3 separate regions of the Homo sapiens genome follow, and all the other regions are linked to region 1. A link is an interaction called in ENCODE POLR2A ChIA-PET data of the cell type or tissue named here. Cell type or tissue: A673. All regions are shown on one strand. Each heading gives the region's core, and the rest is flanking DNA. Links, peaks and the distances in the headings are about the cores only.

What was found. ChIA-PET counts read pairs that join two places held together with the same protein. Peaks named below come from ENCODE experiments on the same cell type or tissue, not always from the same donor. Only the 100,000 strongest peaks of a DNase experiment are listed, where the experiment ranks them.
Region 2: POLR2A ChIA-PET joins it to region 1 with 9 read pairs; 5 of 35 experiments call an interaction of 5 or more read pairs at or near these places.
Region 3: POLR2A ChIA-PET joins it to region 1 with 7 read pairs; 2 of 35 experiments call an interaction of 5 or more read pairs at or near these places.

The regions. Positions count from the first base shown.
Region 1 is chr1:38,059,953-38,066,097 of GRCh38, reverse strand. All of the region lies in intron 1 of MIR3659HG (MIR3659 host gene), which reads right to left. Among named protein-coding and RNA genes, the nearest start is that of MIR3659HG, 16 kb to the right of the region's middle. RefSeq lists enhancers at 4,006-4,065, 4,296-4,385. In A673, for the core only: a CTCF peak has its summit at 1,711; DNase peaks (open chromatin) are centred at 1,667, 3,237, 3,537 and 3,967; H3K4me3 peaks cover 784 bases; H3K27ac peaks cover 4,844 bases.
Region 2 is chr1:38,125,865-38,132,009 of GRCh38, reverse strand. LINC02786 (long intergenic non-protein coding RNA 2786) reads left to right here. Exons shown (of 6, transcript XR_001737991.3): 5 at 1,488-1,620; 6 at 2,005-2,095. Among named protein-coding and RNA genes, the nearest start is that of LINC02786, 13 kb to the left of the region's middle. RefSeq lists an enhancer at 2,884-3,384. In A673, for the core only: a CTCF peak has its summit at 2,367 (motif pointing left); no DNase peak of the experiment used is centred there.
Region 3 is chr1:38,780,532-38,786,676 of GRCh38, reverse strand. No RefSeq gene overlaps it. Among named protein-coding and RNA genes, the nearest start is that of RRAGC, 76 kb to the left of the region's middle. RefSeq lists an enhancer at 2,220-3,592. In A673, for the core only: a CTCF peak has its summit at 2,601; DNase peaks (open chromatin) are centred at 916 and 2,866; H3K4me3 peaks cover 778 bases; H3K27ac peaks cover 2,749 bases.

The sequences.
Region 1 (6,145 bases), core at 413-5,412:
GAACTGGGTATACAGAGGGAGATATGAGCCTGGAGCAGTTGTCACCTCTGAGACAATCCATCCCTAAGCAAGCAGAGCCTCCCTGCCCACAGATGCCACGTCCCGTCTCCTAGCCATGGACCCCAAGGAGAGGGGAGAGAAGAGGCTATGGGGCTGAGAATTGAGCCTTGAGCCCAGCTTGGGAACTGGACACCAGGGCCTGGGTCTTCCTCAGCCCAGAGCATTGTATGACCTTGGCCCAGCCCTCTCTGCCTTGTCTGCAGAGTTTCCAAGTGAGGAGCTTGCACTGCATGAGGTTATAGGGATACAGGGCAACACATGAGACTCCTTGTTCACTAAGGAAATAACTCCTTATGTGTGTGTGCATCTCTTAGACATGGGATCTACAGCCCAAACAACCTGGAGGATCAGGTGTTATCTTACAACTAAAAAAATAATAATAATGATAATAGCTAACACAGGCCATTTTGTGTTCTAAGTACTTTGATATAGATTAACCCATTTTGTCCTTATTACCCAAGGTCACCCAGCTTCTGACAGGCAGAGCTGGCATGTGAACCAGGCAGTCTGGCTCCAGCACCCTAACCACCACACCTCCTGCCTCTCTGGTGGAGCACAAAGGTGCCAGAGTCATCATCACTCAAAACCATCAAGCACCTTTCATGTGCCAGGCAGCACAGGGCCCTGCCCCTTCTGAGCTTACCCGCTAGGGGACGAGTTCTCTATGAATTTTCTTCTGGGAATGCACAGAGGGGTTTTGCCCAGGGTGGGGAGGGCTGGATGAACATTCCCTCCTACTACGACTTCTCCCTGATACACAGATACCTGTCTGATGTCAATAAGAATTAGAAAGAAAACAAGGATGTGAGGGAGGGGAGCTGAGCTGAGTCCAGGCTGGTGTCCAATGGTTAGCATTAGTGTCATAGGTCAGAATCCCTGGAAATACTCTGAGACTGTGAGATTGGCATTGGCAAGGCAGAGCGGGCATGCCCAAGGTCACGCAAGGCTTCTGGGCTGAGAAACACCCAGGCTCTGGTGTCCCAATTCCAAAGCTGGGCTCAAGGATCAATCCTCAGCCCCACAGGGTAAGCCTCTTCTCTCCCCTATCCTTGGGGTCCATGGCTAGGGGATGGGACATGGCATCTGTGGCCAGGGAGGCTCTGCTCACTCAAGCTGTACCACCTCTGAGTTGTCTCAGAGGTGACAACTGCTCCAAGTTCACATCTCTCCACCAGTTCTGTTGTTAGGGGCCAGAGTTTGGCCTTCTTGGGTGTCTAATCTCACAGCCTCACCGTTTCTGGGGGAGTTTACTGGGGAGTAATCCCAAGAACAACAGGAAGCGAGGGAAGCAGGGTTGGGCAAATGGAGAAATTGATCTGCCATGCAGTCATACCAAAGGCCTCAGCCAATCTCCCAAGGACCTCTGGAACTGGGATGGCCCTTCAGTAGTGTCACAAGTTGATGCAAGGGGACTTGGCCTTTGTACAACTCCCCCACTCCTACAATCAATAGGCCATTGGATACAGGCTGCCCCCAGGGAGGAGGAATAACGCTGGGCAAGGTTCTCCCCCCACTTCCATCAAAGGCAATTCCCTGAGACGGATTCAGCTGTGAGTCATCCACAGCCCACACACCCAGAAGCTGGGGAGCGAGCGCCTCAGACCTGAAGGGGAATCTGAGCATGCACCACAGCATCCACTACAGTCAGCAGCCGGGACTTGAGAGCGACGCACCTCCTCCCAGGAAACAAAGCAGCACTGTCATGGTGGCAGGAATGGCGAGCACAAGCCTGGCCCGGGAACACAGCTGGGGAAGTCTCAGTCACTGCAGGGACTTGGGCCCAGCTGGGGGCTCTGTCTCTAAGCCACTCACCACCCCCACCCTGTGTTACCCACTCCAGCCAGTCCCAGTTCCAATTCCAGCTCCCCGCCCCATCCTGCAGCGTGGAGATCTCCAACCCCATCTCAGCCCGGCTATCAGGAGGCCTGAATGAGTTTTGGCAAGTGGGAAAGTTTGTTCGCTGTAGGGTGCTGTCCACACAGGAGGGGGCTTTTATTAAGCTATCATTACTCTCTGCATCCCCTGCCTTTGAAAGACCTGCTTCCCTGAGCCCACCACACCGGCTTTCTTCCCTTGCCCTGGACTCCCCTCCCCTGATCCTTCTCTTCTCAGTCCTTTGAATCTTCCCTCTCTCACTGACTCTGTCTTGCCTTTCTGAGACTCTCTCTCTCTCTCCCCCACTCCCCCCTCACCCCCTCAATCTCCATATCCCTCTGCTCTATCTGCATCTCTATCTCCGTCTGATTTGGGTCTTTTGCCTTTGGGCCCTCTGCAGTTTCACTTCCAGCCAACACAGCTCACCGCCTAGTCTGTGTGCTGCCCCACATCTGCTGTCCAAGCCAGGTCTGGCTGGGGTCGGGAGGACTGGCCTCAACTCTCAGGCCCACAGCAGCTGCTGGGTTCAAAGCTCGCCCACCCACCCACCCCTCCAAGAACAGAGATGGCAACTACCCCAATCCTTCCTGGTTCCCAGGCAGGCCCAGAGTCCCAGACTTTTTTTTTTTTTTTTTTTTTTTGTTTCGTTCTTGTTGCCCAGGCTGGAGTGCAATGGTGCAATCTCCACTCAGTGTAACCTCTGTTCAAGTGATTCTCCTGCCTCAGCCTCTCAATTAGCTGGGATTACAGGCATGTGCCACCACGCCCAGCTAATTTTTTGTATTTTTAGTAGCAATGGGGTTTCACCATGTTGGTCAGGCTGGTCTCGAACTCCTGACCTCAGGTGATCCACCTGCCTCAGCCTCACAAAGTGCTGGGATTATAGGCATGAACCACCATGCCTGGCCCCAGACTGTTTGTTTACTATAGTAGTGTGGAGAGGTTCTGCAGCAATACAACTGTATCACTCTAAAAGCTTGGTGCTGGCTGGAGGCCAGCAGCCCCTCAGCATCATGGGCAGGCTGCCAGGCAACAAGGCCCTGCCCCTGGAGCAGTGCAAAGCCCTGGCCCTGCTCACCTGGCGACCACATTGGCACACTCCACAGCTGGGACTGAAGGTCATAGGCCTGGTGCAGCAGGAGTGGCAGCAGCATGCAAGATTCCCCACTAACCAGGGTGCCCAAGCCAGGCAGCTGCTGCCAACCCCACAGCCAACACAGAGCCCCTCCTCTTGGCTCTACAGAGATGGAGGGACTTCACTTCACAAGGAGCTCTCTACAAACCTGGTGAGGAGAGGAAATGCACAAACAGAGGGGTCATAAAAGCATAAACACTGACGAGCTCCCAGCACACTTACTCCACAAGCATAACTGAGCTGGTGGCTGCATCAGGCAAGCAGTCAGTGGGTGGGTGGGTGGGTGGATGGATGGATGGATGGAGAGAAGGAAGGAAGGAAGGAAGGAAGGAAGGAAGGAAGGAAGGAAGGAAGGAAGGCAGGCAGGCAGGCAGGCAGGCAGGCAGGATGGATTATGGATGGTTGGATAGATGGATAGACGGATGAATGGAATGACAGATGGAGCCATGGTTTCCAGGTTAGCGTAGCCCATCATACAAGACCTTCCTTTTCCTTCACCCCACCCAGAAAACCCCCTTTTTCCAGGTTTATTTATTCACCAAAGTCTATTGGAACTGTCAGATCTGTTCCACGGCCTCTGAATTTTGAGCAATTTTCTATTTAATCTTTTCTGCCCCTTTTCCTCCGGAAGAGGGTGAGGAGCCCAGGTCATGGGCACAAGCTGGGTGCACAGGCACAGGTGGGCAGTTAGGAACTGAAAAGTCTGCCCTGGCTGAGGCCCTGTGAGCTGATCATCGTAAGGAAAGGACAGAGTCAGCCGGGCACAGTGTGAACCGCCCTGCTGCCTCCAGCAGAGTTAGTGAAACCACAGGGAGTGTTCGGGGACTGCCCCATCAGAAAATGGAAGTTTTTCTTTTCTCCCTGCCAGCAGTCTCAGCCCTGAACTGGAACGTGGCTCCCTAGGCAGAGTCCAAAAACAGGGCTTAAGCTACACAAATGGGTTGGAGGGAGGCCAGGAGCTGAGTGGTAGAGAAGGAACAGAGAAGGTACAACTGGAAGCCCCCTGGGAGGGGATGTTCTGAGGCAGGCCTGACTGGAGAGCACCCTTTCTAGCCTGTCACTGGGTGGCTCCCAGGAGGCTAACAGCCTGCGCTTAGGCAGGGCCCAGTCAGGACGGGAAAGACCCTGCAGCAGTCATGTTCTCAGAACTGCCCCACCTCACCCACTGTGGAGATCCTGGTCTTCCTGGGTGGCACATACTGGGTACCTGAGGTGGCTGGGAGATGGGAAGAAGGTAGAGGAAACAGAGGAGGACCAGCTGTCTCCCCAGACTTCCCCAACTCAATGTGGTGCTGTGAAGACTAAATGAGATAATATACATAAAGTGCTTAGAAGCAGTGAGCACCAAATAAGTGTTAGCCACTGGCATCTAGGATAGTGCCTGGCACAAAGCAGGCACTAAATGTTTGTTGAAGGAATAAATGAATCCTGCCCCCACTTAGCTCCTCTACATCAAATACTGGAGAATTGGAGTCAATATTGTCTCTACAGCTACTGTGGAAAGTGGATGTACACATTAAGTTCATTCCCACCGCAGGGCCTTTGCACTTGCTGTTCCCTCTGCCAGGAGTGATTTCCCACACATTTTCACATGGTTCAGGCTCTCACCTGATTTAGATCTCTGCAGCTGGAAATAAGAAAGGGCTCTGACCATTGCCTGCTGGGAGAGCTCCCCACTTCCCAAAGTTGTCTCTCCTTCTCTAGTCCAGGACCCTCACCAAGTCCATAAACACACACACACACACACATACACACACACACGTATATCCAGGCCATCCTGACTAGACAGCCTCAGTGTCCCTACCCTATCCAGGGCTGGGCCTTGAGCCAACAGAGGATCTGGCCTGGCAGGTGGTCCCACCCATCTGCTGATGGCTGTCAGTGTCCCTGCATGACAAGGGCTCACTCAACTCACAGCAGAGGTCATGCTCTGTTCCCAACCGTCTGCCCTCCCAATTGGCCTTGGCAAAAACCACAGTACCATGCAAACACGAGGGTGCAATGAACCAGGATTTAAGAATCCTTGCTGTACCACTTAAGAAAAAAACACTTTTACTGAGCACTTACTGTGTGCCAGCCACCATGCTAAGCTGTCCACACACTTGAGCCCATTTAACTCACAAAAACTAAATGATCTTGGTTTTATCCTTATTTTACACCTAGCTGAGGCAGAATAAACTGGTCAAGTGCTTGGGCTCTGGAATGAAACAGAGCTGGGTTCAAATCTAGACTCCTCCACTTACTTGCTGTGTGACCTTGGGCAAGTTACTACAGCTCTCTGATCCCTGCTTCTCCCCTGTAATGAGGAGACATGACATTAACTGCCTGTCTGGGCTCTTGTGAGGATTAAAGGAGATAATGGGTGTAAGTACCGCATGGTGCCAAGCACAGAGCCTCCACCAAGGTCGGGGTCTGCCCTTCCCTCCTTATCTCACCAGTTCTCCTGCCAAAGTTTACAGGCTAGGACTGATCTTCTCCACAGTTCCAGACACAGGGCTGGGCACTGCCAGCACACAGAAAATTCTTGCTGATTGGCAGATTTTCTCAATTCCTGTCCCAGGCCTTGATTGCAGAGAGCACTCCCTTTCTCAGAGCTTCTAAGCAGAGGATTCCTGCCCTGGGCAGCCCCGGGGGGCAGGCACTCTGCAGAGACAGCCTCTGAGCTCTGCCTTGTTTGGAAGCCTTTCCCACCACCATGAGTCCTAGAACCTGAGCTTGTCCTGGCTCCCTGGGTCTGAGTTCCCACCCAGAAAATGTGGCCGCCACCCAGGCTCCTCCAAGACCATGGCCAACTGTGGGCCCACAGTCACTCACCCCAGTGCCTGGAGCCCTGACCTGCCCCCAGTCCCTTGGCTGGACCCTGCCACATGCTAACAGACATCCCCGACTCACACCAGCTGCCCAAATCACGCTAGAATAACAGGCTCCAGGCTGCTCACCACGCCCTCTATGGCTGCCAGCCACTACCTATGGCTGCCAGCCACTACCCATGGCTGTCACTTTCAGGCCACCCGAGAACCCCCACATGCTCACACGGAGCCTGCAGCCACATTGATGCCAGCCATGCCCTTGCAG
Region 2 (6,145 bases), core at 714-5,713, 66 kb before region 1:
AGTCCACACCGCACCAGAGTGAGCCTTCTAGGATGACCATGCCACTCTCCTGTGTGAAACCCTTATCAAGGGCTCCTGCCTCCATGCTATAGGATGGAGGTGTCATGACTTAGTCTGGCCGACAAAGACCCTTTACACATCACCTCTGCTCACTTCTCTGCCTCATCCCCCTACAACCCCTGCATCCTGCCATCCAGGATGAATGGTCCCCCCAAACCCAAGCTTCTTTGACACCTCCCTGTTTTGGCTCAGTTAGGACCTCCCGCCTGATACCTGAACTTTGTGGGATCAACTTCACATCCCCCAAAACAGACCTGCTGGGGACAAAGAGCATGACACACAGAGCATCAAAGTAGCAGTCCAGAAGCCCTGTGCAGGAGGCAGGGTCCAGGACCATGCCCTCCAGGACAGGCTGGGGGCCGCAGTGCCCCTCAGTGGTCATGACTTGGACCTGGGCCCAAATCCTAGCTCCAATATTGGGGCTCATCATTGAACCCCTCTGTGTCTCAGTTTCCTCACCTGTAAAATGGGGTAATAATAGTATCTACCTCCTAAATTGGTTGTGAAGATTAAAATAGTTAATTATGTAAAGGGCCTGGAACAGGCTTGTCATACAGCGTTACATAAATGCTAGCTGCTTCTATTATTATCACAGTCCATCCAAGCCCTGCCTCCTTTGACCTTGACCCTTTGATCGCCAGTGACCTAACAATTCTCTTTCTCTTGCACACACATCCTCACATACATATGTGCTGATGTATACACACACACCCACGCATACAAGCATGTGCCTTGCCAGCCTCCCCACCCTCAGAACTCTTCTCGCACTTCATGGTCCTTCTGAGTCAGTTTCAGAGCCCACGTTTCTAACTCTCTACCCATTTGCCACATCAGAGTTCAAAGTCGAAAGCTTCCCAAGAACCCCACCCAGGTTCCTCCTGCCACCCAGAGGATTAGACACATGGATCCCCAGCTATTCCTGGCCCCTGCTACACTGCTCAGCAGGTGGGGTGCTGGTGTCTGGTGGGGGGGACTGAGGCTGGTGCAGTGTAACCAGCAGGCATGTGGACAAATGGAGATGGTCCCTGGGAAGATGGGGAGTTCCTTCCAAAATGATTCCAACTCAGGAATGATGCCTCCTTTTTTGGCTCCTGCTCCAGCAGATCCCAGACTCACCCCACTCTATAGCAGACCCCAAAGCAGGAGCTCTCACACGAATTAGACATTTTTGTTTCCTGGGGAGTTTGCTGTAGTCTGGTCTGCAAAGTGCCAAGGGCTTGCTGACGTGCCATGGGCATGAAACAGGACTTCCCTCATGGTCTCACAGAAGCTTCTAGACAGGGCCCTTGCACACCAGGAAACTGTAACACCCAGCTCAGACTAGCACTTTCATACACCCAAGCGTCTAATTGGGGGGAAAGGGGGAGGGAGGTGGAGTAAAGCAGAATGGAATTTGACTCCATTACCTCCCCACTGTGTGATTTCAGGGATATCACTTGACCTCTCTGAGCCTGCTTCCTCCTGGAGACAACAGTGTATACTCAGGGCTATTGCGGGGAATGACAAGGAAAATGGATGAAAATGTGCTGGAGAAATTCTGAGGCATCAGTCAGATGAAAGGTTGTTTACCATCACCTTGGAAGCTGTGCTTGCTCTGTCCCCAGGTTCACTTTCTGCCCTGTTCTGGGCCCTCCAGGGGCCTTCCCTATGAAGTGTGTCTCCCAGGCTCTCCCACCCTCTGGCTTCCAGTCCAGGCCAGCTAATATGTGGCACCAGCAAGGAATCAAGGGCAGGAAAAGAGAGAGGTTGGGAATGTGCCTCCCATCTCCTCTCTGACTCACTGCATTCAGGCACTGGCTGAGCTATTCTATGGCCACAGCTCTGTCCAGCGGCCCCTCCTCTGTCCTTCCTTCCCTTGCCCCTTCAGGCCTAAGAGCGGCCACAGCTTCCTTCTCCCTGTTGCTAAAGTCCAGATGCTTCAGCATCTTGTATTCTTTCTCTTAGCCCTACCTCTCCCTCTCAAATCAGAGCCTGTTTGGCGAAGACTTTTCAGGTGTGCCGACTGCCCCAAGCTGACCCAGTGCGGATCCTAACTGGCCCCACCAGCATCTTCCATGCTCACCCAGCTGGCCCATGTCTTGAAGATGCCCTGGGCTCCCAGCTCTGCCACCCCAGCTTTCTGAGTCTCCATGGATCGGGATCACTGGGGACCCAGCAGGAAGAAGTTGGAGAAGATAGGAAGGCAGGACGGGACTGGAATGATTCTAGGATGACCACCCCACTGGCCCCTGCAGCAGAAGGAGCCTCAGCCTGGGCCCTGTCTCTGCCAACGCCCCCTCCTGGCAGAATGGGCAGCCTATCTGGGTAAAGACCTGCCCAGACCCCACAGCCAAGGGCAGCCCCTCAGAGATTCAGGCCAGGAGCGGCCTTTGTTCCCCACACCTGGAGCTCAGAGCTTGCTTAGCCTGCGGTGGAAGCTCTGGTTTAATTAAGGATCTTAGGAGAGAATTCTCTCTTGTTATTTTCTGAATAAATTAAGGAAGTAACTTTGATGCAATATCATTTTCATCTAATCAGGAACATTCTGAAATTACCATATTGTTTTCCATTAGAAACCCCATCAGCCCCTAAATCAGATAACCAGGCTGGAGGCTGCCAGGGCCCCTCTGTCCTGGGGCGGGTGCGTGCTGTGCTGTGAGGACACAAAGGGACTCTCTGCTCCTGCCATGATCCCTTGTTAAGTTCAGGAGATTGCTCGTGGCTCTTAGCAGGGCTCCTGGGCCTTGGCCGGGCCTGGGGAGGGGTCCCCCAGGCAAAGGGCAAATGAGGAGCCCAGGAGGCCTGCAGAGCAGGTTGGGATGGATCAGAACCTGCCTGGGAGCTTCTTGACAGTTCGGCAGGAAAGAAGGAGAGGTCAGGCTCCTTATCTTGAGCCCCCAGTCCCACCCCTGCCTAGGCAGCCTCACAGGGACCAGAGGACGGGACTCATCAGGTCCAAGCCCACAGCCAGGGACAAAGGAGGGCGACCCGAGATCGAGGATCTGAGGAAAGGCTAAAGGCCACCCATGTGAGGTGTGGCCAGAGGGTGCTGAGAATGCACAAAATCCTCTACAAAGCTCATTTCCAATCTCTGAAGCTCCCTGAAGGCTTAAGCTGAGGGGTGTCAAGACCTCAACAAGGTGGGGGCCATGGAGGGGAAAACAAGAGCATCCCAGGGCCAGAGTGCCCTCAGAGAAACGTCACTGCCACTCTCCAAGGTCTCCTCCTGGAGGGCACACTCAGGCCCTCACAGCAGGGGTAGGGACTGTGGCCAGCTGCAGCTGGAGTCCAGGACAGGACCCGAGCCCTTTCTGAGGCCATCCCAGGGCTGAGCATCACATGCTGCATCTCTTCACACACTGAGATAGAGCCAAGTGCATGCCTAAGAAAAGTCAGTGAATATTTTTTTTTTTTTTTTGAGACAGGGTCTCACTCTGTCACCCAGGCTGGAGTGCAGTGGTGCAGTCTTGGCTCACTGCAACCTCCACCTCCTGGGCTCAAGCGATCGTCTTGCCTCAGCCTCTTGAGTAGCTGGGACTACAGGCACGCACCACCATGCCTGGCTAATTTTTTGTATTTTGTGGAGACAGAGTCTCACTATGTTGCTCAGCCTGGTCCCAAACTCTTGAACTCAAGCAATCTGCCCATCTCGGCCTCCCATAGCACTGGGATTACAGGTGTGAGCCACTGCCTGGCCAACAGTGATCTTTAAGAAGTGCCTGGTAATAGAGTCAGAATCTCTGTCTGTTGGTTCGTTTGTCCCAATTCTATTTCTCGGTCACTGTGGCTTTCTTTCACTCTTGTTTCTATCTCCCATTCTCTCTCTCTCTTCCTTCCTCCCCCTCCTTGTCCTCCCTCCCCTCCCTGCCACGCTTCAGGCCCTCAAGAAGCCAAAACCCCTAACCAGAACCCAGTAGGGGCAACCTCCACCCACCCACTTGGGTTCCACCTGGCTCTGCTCCTCCCAGCGCCAAAACAGGAGTGTCAGCTGCCAGAGAGGGATCCGAGACCCTCCACAACACTCCCGCCACTGTCCCAGAACCAAGAGAACACAACCAGGCCACCAGGTGTTGTCATCCAGTCAAAGCAGAGTGAAGAAGGAAAAGGAGGGGTGGAGCAGAATGGCAAGGAGGAGGAGGGTGGTTGTCACATGGTAGAGAAAAGTGTGTGAGTGTGAGGGCAGAAATGGGAGTGAAGGTGGGGAAGGGTCCAGGAAGGATATAATCCCAGAATGGAGGGGTGGCCAGCCTGAGGGTTCTGCCAAGCCCCAGAGTCACTGGGTGTCCTTTGGAAGGGATGAGCTAACTGTTCTCCTAGTCTCTGGGCCCCAGAGTTCAGTAGAAGGCCAAGCACACAGAAAGCCCAGGAAACATTTGCTAAACAAAAAATGACTCAGAGAACGATAGGCAGAGATACTGGCAGGGGTCCCTTATAAGCACACGGGGGAAAGGGAGCTCTGAACAGCAGCTCATATCCACAAGGCAGGGAAAGCCACTACCAGGTAATGTTCTGGAGAGCAGGGTTATGGCCTTTAGCCCTGGGGCAAATGCTGTCTGCCCCCACTTCCCTGCTGGATTTGGGACTCTGAGCCCACAGAAAAGGAGCATGGCCAGAAAAGGTCACGGCTCACAGATGGATCCGTTCACTCATTATGCAAAGATGTCTCGACGGCATGCTCTGTGCGAAGCTCCTGGGTGAGGCCCACTTGCTTCCCTGTGCTTTCGGATGTGGGATGTGCATGGAGGTGGTGGGTGCCAGTGTATGCAGGGGTGGCATGGGTGCACTTATAGACGAGTGGGATGGGATAGAAGAGCATGTGTGGGGAGGGCCTGAGTGTGCTTTCAGGCATAAATGGGGACTGCTGAGTGATGACAGGGCAGCTGGGAGGGGCCCCTAGCCAGGAGGCTCGGGCCCACTCAGCAGATAGTCAAGGGTAGGAGTATTTTCTCCTAGAGCCCTCCCCCTACATTTTCAGGACACCCACAGCTTCTAGGGGGCCACCCATACTCCACCAAGCCCATGTCAACCAGTTGACTTTAACAGCCCACCTTACCACATGTGAATCTCTGGTTTCATCCAGAATCAGAAGTTACCAAGAGGTGCTTTAATGTATTTGGCTTGGTAAATACTTCCCACAGCTTCCTCCGGCTTTTCTGCCCGTGATTTCCAAGTTAATGCCTGTGAGCACACCACTGGGCACACAGTGGCATTCTTCTACTGGCCCACACTGCTGGACCAACTTCTTCCTGATTTTCACCCCCTGTCCCAAGCTGAGACAGGTCTCCCAGTTCCCCTGGTCATTTGAAAGTACTGACTTCCCTTGTTTCTGGACCACAAGTCTATGGCAAAATTCCAGTCCTAAATTGCTCTCCCCAGCCCCAGCTCTACTTCCCTGCTGCTCCCCCAAATGCACCAGCCCCCGGGGACCCAGCAGGGGTGGGCGGAGAAGATCCACTTTGGTTCACTATCGGCTATTTCCAGAAGAAGTATTGGGTAGCACTAGGCTACCCAGTTCCCTGCCTCAGCCTGGCTGGGACCCAGCCAGCGCGTTGGGACGCCCCTGCCGTGGCTGGCTGAAGCTTGTTGTCTAACCCGGCCTGGGGGTACCTGGGAGCGGGTGGAGGGTGGCCTGGCAGGGCTCAGAGAGCAGGCACACCCTGGGTGAGTTCATGCCTGCCTCACACCTCTGGTATTCCCGCTGATCCCTATCTCCTCCCCCAGCCCTCAGGTTCCTGGGGCGGAGATGCAGGCAAAAGAGGTACTGATACTACGGTCTGGCCCCAGCCAAGAGAGGGGCTGCAGCTGAGCCTCTACCTGCCCGTCCTCTGCTCCCACCGCCATCCCCACCCCATCTCCTGCCTCCGCACCGGCAGACAGACAAGGCTGGCCGCCCCATAGGAGAGACCGCCCCCCCCTCCGCCATGTACTGACCCCTCCTGGGAAAGACCCTCCCTCCCATTCCTCCCCAAGGAAGCCGGGCAAGGCAGAGGGGCCCTGAAAGGCAGGTTTCCAAAGGGCTTCCCCTTGGAAGACACCCCGTCCCCTCCCACACTCCACCCTCTCAGCCTCCTCACCTCTACCTCAACCGAACTTTCATCATTTCGGT
Region 3 (6,145 bases), core at 311-5,310, 720 kb before region 1:
GGGATATGACCTAAACTCGGGGGGGACTATAGTCAGGAAAGGATTCCCTAAAGAAGTGGTAATGAGTTTGAGACCTCAGGAATACGGGGAAGGGGACAGAGGATATTCCCAGCAAAGGGAATGAAATATGCTCATGTCTCCAGGTAGGAAGGAGAATAGTATATTCCAGGAACTGGAAACCATCTGTCATCCTAAGGAATTGGCAGGGTAAATGCCAGGCAAAAGCATTGGCTGTGATTGCACCCACTGAGTGTGGAGGTCGAGCGTGATGTTAATGTAGCACCCTCCAGAATTCCTTCAACTCAGGGCTTCAGAGGGTCTGTTCTACATGTGACCTTCAAGAGAGGCCCCAGGTTTCTCACCCTCTCCTGGAGCTGGAGCCACAAGCCTTTCCTGGAAATGATGTCAGTTTGGCTTCCAGTTTCCAGGGGAGTGTCTGGGTAGGGTGTGGCAGATTGTAATTTCCGAAGATGGCCGCACTGTTATAAATCCGACTCATGCTCTTCTTGCTATGTGAGGTTGACCCTCTCCTTGAACCTGGGCACACCTCTCTAATGGCTTCAGCCGAGAGAATATGGAGGAAGTGAGGCTGCATGACTTTGGAAGTTAGGACATAAAATATGAGAGGTGGCATGTCTTTCCCCACTCCTCGCCTCCCTTCCCTTTCCTCTCCATTCCCATTGGGATCCCTGGGCTGCTGTGTGAGAAGTCTGACCACCTGGAAGCTGACATGCTGGAGAGATCATGTGAAGAGCTTGTGTAGAGCAAGAGGGAGATGGCTGAGGAGCCCCAGCTGGTTCCAGCTTCTAGCAGAGGCCCCAGAGATCATGGAACAGAGATAAGCCACCCCTGCTGTGTGCCCTGTCCCAGTTCCCATGAGCATAATAAGTGAATGTTTTATGCCACTAAGTTTTGAGATAATTTGTTACACAGACGTCATCACTGAAACAGTGAGTCTGGTGGGATCCTTGGAGCTTGGGGAAAGTAACAGCTTTTCATCTTGGGTGGCCCAGAGCATCCCTGGCATGTGCTGGAAGCAGAGGGGTGCTTTTTCAAATGCAGTCAGACCTTGCAATCTTAGAATTTGGATTTGGTTTAGTTTCTAATCAGGCTTGGGCTAGAACTCCCCAGAGCACTTTCCATCAAGAAGGGATTTTTGAAAGCAAATAGGAATGGCAACTTGAGTGAGGGGGGAGGGCTTTAGTTACCTAAGAGGAGGACTGATGTTGAAGAGACCCAGCCAAGTGTGCGTCACTATTTACACATAAACGATTGATATGCTTACCACAAATCCTTGTCTATTCACCAAAGCAGGCCCCTAAGGACCTAGTTATGGAAACTACAACTAGGTTTGTTAGACTTAGAGCTTGGCTAATGTCAATCTTGTCACTTGTACTTTAAAAAGTAGTAATTGATGAGTATTCTCCAGTGGCTCTTAAAATCCAATTTTTACTTTTTGAGATGAGACCAGCCAGCCCTTGTGCTGGTCTCATGTGGACAGTCATTTCTACTTCTTTTTTTGTTTGTTTGTTTTTTTAAGAGATGGGGACTCACCCTGTCACCCAGGCTGGAATGCAGTGGCACAATCATAGCTTACTGCAGGCTTGAGCTCCTGGGCTCAAGCACTCCTCCTGCCTCAGCCTCCCGAGTAGCTGAGACTACAGGTGTGCACCACCATACCCAGCTAATTTTTTAATTTTTCGTAGACATGGGGCTTCACTATGTTGCTCAGGCTGGTCTTGAACTCCTGAGCTCAAGTGATTCTGTCGCTTCTGCCTCCCATAGTGGTTGGATTATAGGTGTGAGTCACCATGCCTGACCAATTTCTATTATTTATTGAGAGCTTCAAATGTGCCAGGCAAGTGCTGTGCTAGATGTTTGTACCTGGAACATTCTCATGTAACCTTTGAGGGAGATTCTGTAATTATCCTTGTTTTGCAGATGAGATCATGGGTCAGAGGCGTAAAGTGACTTGTTCAAAGTCACCCAGCAGTGTGACTCCAGTGCCTGAGTGGGAGTGGGTCATCATGATGATTCAGCCTCTCCAAGGGAACCAATCTTTCCAAACCGTCTGGTGGAGAACAGATGGCACAGCACCCAGGAGTCCCCGAGCTGCCCAGCCTCAAAGATGCTCCATGTATGTACATGGGTGGGAGGCCTTGAGGTGCCAGAGCAGTGGGGTGTGTGACCTTGGATAAGTCATGTCTATCTCTTTGGGTGGTTGGGTTTGAAGCTCTGTAAACCCTCTTCCCAGTCTTGTCACAGAGAGGCTCTCAGAGTCTGTGGTAGCAAATATCCCTTTAGGTTGCGGCTCCTGTTTGCAAAGCATGTTACAGATGCCTTAATTAATTATTCAGGCTGACATCTCCACCTCCAAAATCAGAGGGTTGAGAAAAGATCATAGGAATACAATGAATGTGAACTTGGCTGATAATGGCTGGTCCCAGGGTGGTGAGAAGAGAAGAAAACCCTCCAAATTGGTCTTCCCTTACACTTTGGCCCCGCTTCCGCCAACGGCCAAGATAAAACTGTCCTCCTTCAATAATTAATGAGCAGGATCCTGCGCTCCTGGCCTGGATCCCCCGAAGGAGACCCCTTGCGGTGGCTGCGCTTCCGGAAGCTTGCGCGCGTGTGCACACTCACGTGTGCCAGCCCGGTCGGGGGCGCGAACACTGAGTCACGGCGGCTGACCCAGCAAAGTGCTGGGAGTGTGACCGGAATGAAGGGTTGCTCTGTCTGTCTCCGAGGTGGCATGGCAGATCAAATCACAGCGGATCAGGCGCCGAGATGTTGCCTTGCTCTGAGTGACAGAAGTTAATAATTAGTGACAATGATTGACAGATACACTCCATCTGCTGCTCTGACGCCTAGGAGCAGTTATTCCACAACTGTCTGCGGGCACAATGAACTCCCCCGGGAGCGCGGGCTGGCCCGTGATTGACAGCTGCCTCCAAGAGAGACAGGCCACTGACGGGAAAGCCGCTGTCAGCAGAAGCGCTCCGTTCCCCCCCCCAACCCCCCTCCTGTGTTCCCGAGGAGGCTCACTCGCTGTATACATTTATTCTGTTTCATTTATCATGTCAGCCGTGGCTTTAAATAGATTACTAGCTAGCCTGTTTTTTAACTGGAGAGTTTTCTATCGGTAAATTAGAAATATCTACCTATGTCGGACTACTTCCTGGGATGCAAGCCTTCCTCTTGTTTGTTCTCTAGATAGATCCAGGAGAGGACGAGGAGCTTGCTTGGGGTTTCAGGTTTAACTGATCTTTCCATTAAAATCAAAATGGAATCTTTAACCAGAAGCCCTGTAAAAGGGATTGAGTGTTACTTGGTAAACTTGGGCTCAAAAGTCCAGAGTGAACTATGAACTATTTATTCCCTAAGAAAATAACATATCTCTGAGGGTGCCTTTGGATGACATAAGATATTCGTGTTTTTAGACAATAAGAAGGATTCCTGGACAATTCAGAACCCCAGCGTTCTCAGGATGAACTGTTTATTCTCTTGTGGGTTCATAGTCAAAATCTGGTACTAACTAGCTGGAAACTCTTAAGTGTGGGTTACAGTTCTATCTAGACCAAAGTCCTTGCCCCCATTTCTTTCCTGAATATTTTTATTCTAAATTAAGGCTTAGCTTCAAACCAGTAGCAGGAGGACTCTGATACCTTCTAGCTCCATTATAAATAGGAAAACAGAAACATATATATTTCTACTAGAGGAATTGTCGTCACCTAATTGTTCCTACTTATAATTTGTTTGGCTTTCTGGAAAAATGCATTTTAATTTTGCTTCATTTAGGATCCCACAGATATGCTTTCCGGGCCGTCACTTACTCCCCTCTCTCCTTTCGTCCCCTGATGCCTCAGCGTAATTTAGAGGACTGTCCATCTCTGTTATGAATAAAAGCCTACTTAAATCCTGCTATTTAAAATACAATGAACCCTGTTTATATTGATCTCATTCAGAATGTTTTCCCGCATATGATGTCCATCTTTTAAAGTATGGGTCATGTTTCCTCTTAAGATGTTTTCTTATCTTATTCCCCTAAAATGATATAAACAGTTTCAGGATTCTTGATAATTAGGTATGCGGGTAAAGAAAAGACATCCTGTTCTTTTTCAAGTTTTTTAATGATCAGGATACCAGAAAATGAAGTCATAGGGACCACAAATGTTTGTTTCTCATCCAGGGACCTGCTTTCCCTCTTGTTTCTATAGCAAGGAAATTTACAAGGACATACGATGTTAGTGGCAACTTAGCCCACCCCTCCAGGGGTGAGTCAGCCTCAGTGTTACCCCAGAATGTTAAAATTGTCCTGTCTCCCATTGTTAAATGTGCATCTCTGTGTCCTGCAATAAACAAGAGGGCATGAAACACATGTACAAGTGTGTGTGGCTGTTTTCGCTCATATCTTTTCTAGAGAGACTTTGAAGAAGGTGTGTGGATGCAGCTCATTTGTTTGTTTTTTGGACCATCAGGTAGAATGTCACCACCCTCCATTTCCTTACTTAGGACCTGCCCCAGTTAGGGTTACAATGACCAAAATAGCCAGCCAGGCACTGTGCCAGTCCCACTGACACAATGGGAAACAGAGACCCTCAATAGTGTACCATCTATTGAGAAATTGAATCAGTAAACAGGAAGTATACCGTCTCATGACTAATGCTGATTTGGGGGAAGAATGTGGCTGAGGGAGCCTGCAGGAGAGGCACTCAGCTGGTCCAGAAATCTTTCTAAGAGGAAACCTGATGAAAGGGACTGGGGTGCAGGGAACAGCAAGGGTGTTTCAAGCATCAGAAATGGCTGGTCGGAAGGACCTAGCCAAAGTTCAAGTGGCTGCTGTGGAAGGCTGAAGAAGAAGCTGAAGTCACATCACTGAGGCCTTTTCTGCCATGCCAAGGAGCCTGGACTTAAGAATCTGTACTTTAGGAGGATCACTCTGGCTACAGTGTGGAAAATGGTTTGGAGTGGATGTGAGACAGGAGGCAGTGTGTGATTAGAAGGCTGTTACAGGTATGACCTGGGTTCAGGGAGCAAAAGACGTCAAGGAGAGGCACAGGCTTTAGTAATCGCAACCGAGTGAGGTCCTGCTGTCTAACTTGAGTAACTGGATGGATGGGGAGGCTGTGCTTTAAGATGAGGAACTTATGAGGAGGAGCATGTTGGGGTGGGAGGAAGATGAAAATTTCAGACATGTTGAGTGTGAAGTGCCTGCAGTCCAGGCCAGCTTCATGGGTGTGTGACCCGGGTGGTCGCCCTGTGCTCAGGAGGGCTCTGAGTGTGTTTGTATGCTCTTCTATCACCATCTTGAAATTCTTAATACATTTTTTTTTATCAGGGGCCTTGTGTTCTCATTTTCTTCTGGGTTTGTGTGCAGTTCAGCCAAGTGGAAAAGTCAGGCAAGCAGCTTGGGATCTGGTTCTGGCAGTCAAGGCTGGAGAAAGAAGCCCGGGATGCTTCAGCATAAGGAGAGGTACTTAAAACCCTGGGAGAGGATGGGCTCACTGCGGGACAGCATGAGGAATGAGAAGAGAAAAGAGTCACGGGTAAGATCCTGAGATCCCCAGCACTTTAGGATCAGCCTCTAAGAGGGTGGGACCTCCAAATGCAAAGACCCAGTTACCTGTTGCCATGTTTTGCCTTTTGAGATGAGGCAGTGAAGGTTAGCCACTGTCTTAGGTCTGAGGAGCGTCTGGATTGGTCTCAGGTTATCAGCTAAATGGCAAATCCAAACAGCACATGAAAAAAAATTATGAGAAAGTATCTATAGCTATTATTAAAGACATTTGCAGCACTCTCCAGATTTCAAAGTATCTTCATCCATTCATTCAACAGATATTTATTGAGGCTGGGCATGGTGGCTCACACCTGTAATCCCAGCACTTTGGGAGGCTGCGGCAGGAGGATTGCTTGAGCCCAGGAGTTCAAGACCAGCTTGGGCAACATAGCGAGACCCAGTCTCTAAAAAAATAACAAAAACAAAAACAAATAAAAACAGATATTTATTGAGTATCTACTATGTGTCAGGCACTGTGTTGGCTGCTAGGGATGTATCAGTGAACAAAAGGGACAAAAACCTCTACTCTCATGAAGCTTCCATTGTAGTGAAGAGAGATAGACAGTGAGCAATAAACATAATACATTC